Regions from separate parts of the Homo sapiens genome. Here region 1 is linked to region 2. Evidence: chromatin contacts called from ENCODE Hi-C or POLR2A ChIA-PET data. All regions are on one chromosome and are shown on one strand. The core of a region is the stretch at or near the end of the contact, and the rest is flanking DNA. Distances in the headings are between cores, read along the strand shown. Region 1 has its middle 25 kb from the start of BCORL1. Region 2 has its middle 51 kb from the start of APLN.

The links. A loop is a pair of places that touch in the nucleus more often than their neighbours do. ChIA-PET counts read pairs that join two places held with the same protein, here RNA polymerase II (POLR2A). Pooled maps may share reads with other maps.
Region 1: a loop to region 2 is called in a pooled map, with 5 times the contacts of the local background. The contact joins two enhancer-like sites. A Hi-C loop is called at or near these places in 6 of 50 pooled maps. POLR2A ChIA-PET finds 5 or more read pairs at or near these places in 2 of 52 experiments (IMR-90 and activated T-cell).

Annotation. Positions count from the first base shown.
Region 1 is chrX:129,955,966-129,960,282 of GRCh38, reverse strand. No RefSeq gene overlaps it. Among named protein-coding and RNA genes, the nearest start is that of BCORL1, 25 kb to the left of the region's middle. RefSeq lists an enhancer at 697-1,197. Within about 2 kb of position 2,807, at least 24 of the 41 ENCODE cell types and tissues checked have a DNase peak (open chromatin) inside an H3K27ac peak, as active enhancers do.
Region 2 is chrX:129,601,908-129,606,073 of GRCh38, reverse strand. No RefSeq gene overlaps it. Among named protein-coding and RNA genes, the nearest start is that of APLN, 51 kb to the left of the region's middle. Within about 2 kb of position 1,998, at least 20 of the 41 ENCODE cell types and tissues checked have a DNase peak (open chromatin) inside an H3K27ac peak, as active enhancers do.

The sequences.
Region 1 (4,317 bases), core at 1,558-4,057, 350 kb before region 2:
TGCATCAACTGTGTGACCTTGGGCAGCTTGCTTATCTTCTCTGAGCTTCAGCCTCCTGGTGTCTAAAGTGAAGCTACTAATACTTGCCTTATGAGGTGTGGTAAAGGTGAAATAAGACATGCATGGGAAAGTGCTTTGAAAGCTATGAAGCACTATACAAAGGTAAGACAGGGATGATAGTATTGAATGGGGTGGAGGTGGGAGACAGGACCCTAATGGGAAATATAAGCAGGCACCCATGGTTAGGGTGCAAACTCTCCACTGGAGTGTTACAAGAGTGTGCTGTAGTGAGGCTATCTGAGGCAGGTAGGGGGTTAACTCTGCGTAGATTTCCAGTTGGAGGTGGGTCTGAGAGAGGAGATCCCCTAGGAAAAGGCAGTCAGGCGAGGTGGAGAAAAAGCCATAATTTCTCTCCTTTTGAGAAGGGCTTGCTGCGGTCCTGGTTGCCTTAATCATGCCCGTGTGAAGAGAGGCCAGTGGTGGGTGAGGGCGGCCCCACTACACAGTTTTGTTTAGCGGGGAGGGGGCGGCCTGTCAGCCCTCAAAGTATAAGGCAGCAGCTGGAAGCGCGCCGCTTACTCACATACCACGCCTGCAGCGTGCACACGGCTCGCTGGAATGAGCCGGGAGCGTCTCCTCTCCTCGCCCTCTGCAGACCGAGAGACGGAGAAGAGCCGAGGGGAGCTGGGTGAGCCGAGCACATTCAATGACAGCTGCAAACCTATGGGCTTCTCGGTCCCCTTCACACTCTGGCAAGGGCTGCCCAGCCCAGGTGACCCCTGCCTTCCCTTCTCTGATCAGCAGCAGCCAGCCCTGCCTCCCCCTACACGGGGATAGGGCCATCTTCACTTGCTTGGTAAGTTTTGGGGGAAGGGTGTACCCCTGTGTCGTGGTGGCACACGTGGTTGGGGATGCAACCACGTCTATGCATGTCAGCAGCCATGTGTGCAGGTTCAGGCAGGTGTCTGCATACAAACGTGTCACACGTGCAAGCTCCGAGTGTCAAGAATTACAGGACTGACATTTCTGCTCCTGTCTGACTTTGGACCAGGGACCTTCTCATCTGTAAAATGAAAAGACTTGTACCAGAGCATCTCAGGGCCTTTTCAAGCTCAAATCCTCACTGTTTCTATTATGTAGGGCTGTGGTTGCTTAAAAAGTCAGGGCAGTAAACAAAATCAGCCCAACCAGTTGTGACGTTGCCTGTCGACACTTCAGATGTTTAGGTTTGGAGATTCAACTTTCAAAAGGCCATTTACTTGGCATCATGTAACATCTGTTCACTTTCCAAGGAGTGACACCCCGACTGTGGCATGATGGTATTTTGTGTATTTGTGTGTTTATGTGAACGTGAGAACATCTGTGGGCACATGTTTAAGTTGCATCACAGGATATTAGCGCTGAACGAGGTCCTGAAGGTCATCCTGTTGGATCCCCTTCCATTTCTAGTACATGTATTCAATATCTCTTTTGTAAGCAAGGATCTGTGCAGGGAGGTCTACAGATAAATAAGGCATAGTCTCTGCCCTCCAGGAGCTCCCCATCTATGGGGGAGAGAAACATGTCAACAAATAATTACAATACAATGTGATAATAGAGGTATAAATCCTAATCTATGGGAGCGCAGGGGAAAGCCCAATTAATTCTGCCTGGGAATGTCTGTGATGGCCATGACAGTCTCACTTTACAATCATTACATTCATTCTACAGCCAATGAGTTTTCATCTACAGTTTTCCACCTCCAAAATATTCTTCCTAGTTCTTCACTCCCCACCACCTCCTCTCAGCAAATCTAGGAAGATGCAATGAGTCGACTACATCAAGGAGAACTTGGAAACCTCTAGTGAGCGGGAAGGGAAAAGTCCCTGGCTGGGAGTGTGAAGCTATAGAATGAGTATGTCCACCCAAACGGCTAGTCTGCACAAGCCGAAAAGGATTGGCCAGATGGCATACTGGGATCAAAATGGCCCACTGGGATCAACCATGACCCACACTCCTTTCAGCTACTGGCCAGCGAGAGGCTCGTGTGGGGACAGTTGAGGTTGCTTGGGTCAGTGGTTTAGCTAACGCTGAGGTAGGGTGGGGACTGAGAGGGAAGCCAAGGGAAGTGAGAGTCCACTCCTTCCTGCCTGGCCAAAGGGGTGTGCGAATGGAGATCACTTTCAACAGGGCATGCCCTTTGTGTTCTCTGCACTAGGAATGGGGCTCCCTTGCCCGGTGCCCCTGGTGAGCAGCAGCGCAGGTCTGTGAGATAGTGCTGAGGGTAATGGGGCAGCCTAAGTCAATGTGGAGGGCAGATTAGAGCAAAGCTAACTGGCAGTGGGAAGGAGAGCCAGTAAGTCCGGACTCCGCCATAGGTTCTAACCACTGCCCTATCCGCCCAGGAATTGGCCGTGGGAGACAAATCTCCAGCCCCCCAACCTCCACCCCAATCTAGCGTCCTTCCCCCTCTCGGCGGGCAGAAGACAACGCCCCCTCGGGGACTACCACCCCACCAGGGCGGGAGCACTCCCTCCTCCTCCCACCCCTCGATCCATAAAGCCAGGAGATGCTACCGCGAAGGGAACCCTGGGAGTGTGCCTTGAATGACCCCCAAACACATCTGGATTTTCGGAGTTCAGGCCAGCCCCCGAAACGGACCCCAGGGAAGTCCGCCAGAGGGAGGGAGCGGGGGAAGGGAGAGGCAGCACGGAGTTCAGGGCCTGTCTTTTAGGACTCCCGGCCCCACGACTAGGACCGTCCCAAACTTCCTGTTTCTTCCGGCCGCTCTGACCCCGGGGCTGCGGCTCCGAGATAGCTCAGGGCCTGGAAGTGCATGCTGGGTAAGCGCAGACGGACGGAGTAGGCGAGCTGCTCGCTGTCGCCGCGGCGCAGGGCCGGTGTGGGCGCGCGCGCTCGGCTTCCTTCCCCGGCGGTCACGCTTTGCATGTGGGATGGGCAGCGGGCAGGTGGCAAGGAGGCCCCCACGCCGAGGGCTCGGGGAGGAGCCGGGGCCTGGGCAGGGGCGGAGGGGGAGGGGGAGGAGGCGGCCCGAGGGGCGGGGGCGGGGGCCGGGAGTTGCTGCATTTTAAAGGGAAGCGGAGTTGCCTTCGTCGGAGGCCGAAGTTCGAGCCGGCCTCGCCGCGTCGAGTGCAGGAAATCCTGGAGGGGCAGCGCAGCCTGCTCGGCCCCCGGCCCAGACCCGAGCTCTCGCGCCCCGCTGAAGCCCCAGGGGATAGTTGAGGACGAGTAGAAGGAAGTCCTTCTTTACTCAGACTAGAGAAAACTTAAGGAAACTGTTAACCCCCTCCCCAAAGGGGGTCCAGGTTTGGGATTTTTTTTTTTAAGTGCAGGCAAATGCTCGACTCCAGGGAGAAACTAAAGCGATCCCAATCGTTGAGGGGTGCAGGTCGGAAAGGACAGCCCATTCCTCAGTACCTGGTCCTTAAGATCGGCTGCATAAGGTTGCGGGGGTGGGGGGGAGGTGGGGAGGGAACCCATTGCTGCTACTTAGCTCCCGCTTCAACGTTAGAGAGGAGAAGCTTTGGAAAGATGGTTAAATCCAGGAAGGTGGTTAAATCCGAATAGAGGTTTAACCCCTACCTTTTCCCGCACCTTCCTTTGGGGCCACACCCCTTGCGCGAAACCCCATCTCGCTTCCACTCCTTCCATCTCTCATTATTCCGTACTCTTCAGCTCTGCCACATGTTTGCGTTGTATCTTAAGGAAATTGGTCTTATGCCCTCGCATGGGGGTTGATGTTAGACATAGGACCAGGCGAGATGGGAGATAGAGCACACAGCACACTCGGGCCCACTTCAGAGATTACTGCCCCCATTCTGAAGATGAAAGAAACCGAGGCTGCCCAGAGAGCCCAATATTTTGCTGAGCTCACACAGGGAGTTAGGAATAGAGGTTTAAAACAGTTTGAGGCCAGGCGCGGTGGCTCACGCCTGTCATCACAACACTGGCAGGCGGAGGCGAGAGGATTGCTTGAGGCTAGGAGTTCGAGACTGCCCTGGCCAACATAGCAAGACCCTATCTAAAAAAAATGGTAACAAAACACAGCTTGGGAATGGGAGCAGGGTTGATGCTTAAGACTCAATTAAGCAACCGTGTCCCTCACCAAGTCTCTTCAGACCCCCACCCCACTAGCTGAGTGCTACTTTAGCAAGCCTCCATTATTCTCTCTGATGGCACACTGCCCTAGGGCTATTTGACTGTGTTTTCATCACCTGTGCTAGATTAGGAGTACCTCAATGATGGAGATAGGGTCTCAATATTTATCATCTCACCTCAGTGTCTACTAAAGTGCCCGGCACATAGAAGACAATAAAT
Region 2 (4,166 bases), core at 749-3,248:
CCGTGTTGGGTCCTCCACTGCATCCCATACCTCCAACCACCACACATCTGGAGGTCAAGAGTCCTTCCTAAAACATCCCAAAGAACCCGCGAAGCCAGGAGCCAAGACGTCCTCCAGGGTCCCGCCTTCCCTGCTCGGCTCCGCCTCCTGCTTGGTTCTGCAGTGTGGCCCTCCGGGCTTGTTTGGGCCAGTCATCTGCCAGTGGCCGGTGCCTGGGATGAATTAGGGCCCCTTTAGGTCTCTGTTCTTTTCCTCTTTGCACCACCCTTCGCAACGGCCAGCATGAGGTGCCCAGCCCAGGTCCCCACTGCTGACTAGAATAGATCCTTTCTGCCAGGGAGGGATGTCCCAAAGAGTCCCAGAATCCTGCACCTTTCCCTAGGGGTTTTCTCACTTCCCGGAGGCTGGGACTGAAATGGTGGCCGCGCTTCTCCAAGCTTCTTGTGACCTCACAGTGCCTCTTAGTGGTCACACAGCACACTGCAGGCCGAGGTGAGATGGAAGATGGATTTGTAAGCACTGGGAAAGTTGTTTTTTGTTTGTTTGTTTGTTTTAGACAGAGTCTCGCTCTGTCACCCAGGCTGGAGTGCAGTGGCACGATCTGGGCTCACTGCAACCTTTGCCTCCTGGGTTCAAGCGATTCTTCTGCCTCAGCCTCCCAACTAGCTGGGACTATAGGCGCGTGCCACCACGCCCAGGTAATTTTTTGTATTTTTAGTAGAGACAGCGTTTCACCATGTTAGCCAGGATGGTCTTGATCTCCTGACCTCATAATCCACCCAGCTCGGCCTCCCAAAGTGCTGGGATTACAGGCGTAAACCACCGCGCCCAGCCAGCACTGGGAAAGCTTTTCATTCCTGATTCTCCCCTGGCAGGGCACAGGGCTCCTGCCTCTGCTGCTGGCCACCCATCCGTCAGGAGTGCTGTTGGCACTCCTCAGCTCTTAAGGATCTGAGCAAGACATTTGTGCAGTGGACCCGCTGGTAAGGAGGTGGCCTAAAATGACATTTCGCAAATCAAACAACTAGGCCCTGAGGTCTCCATTCTTGGTGGGACTCAGCAAGATGCTCCAGGTTGAATGGGTCAGAGATTCCGAAATCCCCAGCCTTCCAGATTTCATAGGTACCAGCCTACAGATAAAGCTTAATGTGCCAGAGGACCCGCCCACACTTGCCTGTGGACATCTCCGCCCAGAAAACTGGGGTGAGGCAGAGGGGAATCTCACAATTGGGTTCCCCACAGTGGGCATGTTTCCAGGCCGGGTGGTAGGGCTGGTCGCCATAGAGGGTGGCTGTCCAACTCTCCAGCATGACACCTCCCTCTCTGGGGTCACAGCCAGTCAGAAAGAACCCCCAAATGCCCCATCCTGTATCCCTTCCACACTGGAGCCTGTGTATGGCAAGAGGTGAGGATCCATGTCCCAAGGAGGGGAGCTGAGAGACAACCAGACCCCAGATGACTTTGTGGGCCAGAGCTTGAAGCTGGTCTGGGGTGACTGAACAGGAGCCTGGCTCAGGAAACTCAGCTCCCTCTCTTGTCTTCAGACTGCAGGCATGTGCTATGAGGACTGGGGACACCTCAGGATGTAGTGCAGAGGCTGAAGCTGTCACTGACCCACTGCTGGTGCCTCCCTTTGACTTCCAATGTCCTCTGGCAGCAGATGGTGAGCCATGCCCTAGGAATGGCAAGCCCCCTCCTTTCTCTCGAGTTTTGGTCATTAGTCTTTACTATATCCCCTGAGGAGTAGCTGGATTACAGGTGCACGCCACCACGCCCGGCTAATTTTTTGTATTTTTAGTAGAGACGGGGTTTCACCATGTTGGCCAGTCTGGTCTCGAACTCCTGACCTCAGGTGATCCACCCGCCTCAGCCTCCCAAAGTGCTGGGATCACGGCCGTGAGCCACATTTCTTGAAAGAGTTGTCTCCGCTTGCTGAATCTCAGGTTCCACCCAGGAAGAGGAGGGGCCTGGCGCCTCCCGGCTGCAAATGACAGGAACTTATGTGGCTCCACCCCACTTCGCATTCTTCCCAGTGCGCAGGCCGTGGGAGGTTCTGCCAGGGAGCCCTTCCCATCTGGCTGTCTGACTATGTTAAGGGACCCCAAGCCTTCAGTGGTGAAGGCTGAGACCACAGTGTAGATCAGGGCTGTCCAATCTTTTGGCTTCCCTGGGCCACACATAAAATACACTAACGATAGCTGAAAAGCTAAAGAAAAAAAAAGAAAGAAAAAATCAAATCACAAAAACATCTCATAATGTTTTAAGAAATTTTATGAATTTGTGTTGGGCTGCCTGCAAAGCTGTCCTGGGTCGCATGCAGCCCACGGGCCACTGGTTGGACAAGCTTGGTCTAGATCAAAGTTTGGCAAACTTTCTGTAAAGGGTCAGATAGTAAGTATTTTAGACTCTGCAGACCATACAGTCTCTGTAGCAACCACTCAACTCTGCTGTTGCAGCCCCAAAGCAAGTATAGACAATATATAAACAAATGAGCATGGTTGGCCAGGCGCAGTGGCTCACGCCTGTAATCCCAGCACTTTGGGAGGCCAAGACGGGCAGATCACAAGGTCAGGAGTTCGAGACCAGCCTGACCAACATGGTGAAACCCCATCTCTATTAAAAATACAAAAATTAGCCAAGCGTGGTGGCGCACGCCTGTAATCCCAGCTACTCGGGAGGCTGAGGCAGGGGAATCGCTTGAACCCGGGAGGTGGAGGTTGCAGTGAGCTGAGATCATGCAGCTGCACTCCAGCCTGGGTGACAGATCGAGACTCTGTCTCAAAAAAAAAAAAAAAAAAAAAAGGATGTAAACCTGAATAGGATGTAATGCCACTGTAAACAAGTCTGAAGTGTATGGTGGCAGCAACAGACTGCTTCAGATAGAGTTTGGAGACAGCTGCAGACAGAGGAGTGAGTGGGGTTTATGGAGCGAGAGAGAGAGTATAGAGTAAGAAGAGAAGTGACCCAAGCCTAAACCTCAGCACATGCCATCATCTAGTGGCGGGGCCAAGAAAGTAGAGGAGCCTGCAATGGAGATGGAGATGGAGTGGTTGGTGAGGCAGCAGGAACTCTGGGAAGAGTGTGGAGTTCCTGCACCCCGGTGAAGGGAGTGTTCCTGAAGAAGGGGTGGAATGCTGCTGAGAGGTTGGGTTAGGTGAGGACTGAGAAACGACCTTTGGTTTTGGCAGCATGGAGGTTGCTGGTGACCTTGGTGAGAATCATGTCAGAGGAATGGGCTAGAAAGGGTTGAGGGGTGAGTGGAGGTAAGAAAGTGGGGACAACAAGTGGAGACAACTCGTTCAAGAAATGTGGCTCATACCTGTAATCTCAGCACTTTGGGAAGCCGAGGTGGGTGGATCACCTGACGTCAGGAGTTCGAGACCAGCTGACCAACATGGTGAAACCCTGTCTCTACTAAAAATATGAAAAATTAGTCGGGCGTGGTGGCATGTGCCTGTAATCCCAGCTACTAAGGAGGCTGAGGCAGGAGAATCACTTGAACCTGGGAGGCAGAGGTTGCAGTGAGCCGAGATCGCGCCACTGCACTCCAGCCTGGGCAACAGGAGCGAAATTCTGTCTCAAAAAAAAAAAAAGAGAGAAAAAAAAAAAAAAGAAAAGAAATGAGAAATGTGATTGTGGAGGGGATGATAGAATGGTAGAGGAGGAAACTTCTATCCTTCAGCCATCACCCCCACGTATCAGGTCCAACAGTCCTAGAAGTGAGTGAAGAAATTCTATTACGATTTTACCACTATTCCATGGCTCCAAAATCCTTGTATTAGTTTCCCAGGGCTGCAGTAACAAAGTACCACAGTGGGAGGCTTAGAAACATGTTGTCTCACAGATCTGGAGGCCAGAGTGTGAAATCGAGGTCAGCAGGGTTGGTTCCTTCTGAGGGCTGTGAAAGAGAATCTGTCTCATGCCCATCCTGAGCTTCTGATGGTTTGCTGGCAATTTTTGGCATTCTTTGGCTTAGAGATGCATCACCCTGATCCCTGCCTTTGCCTTTACACAGTGTTCTCCCTGTGTGTGTGTCTCTGTCCAAATTTCCCTTTTTTATAAGGAAACCAGTTATATTAGATTAGGGCCCACCCTACTCCCAGTATAACCTCATCTTACTTAACTAATTATATCTGTGACGAGTCTATTTCCAAATAAGGTCACAT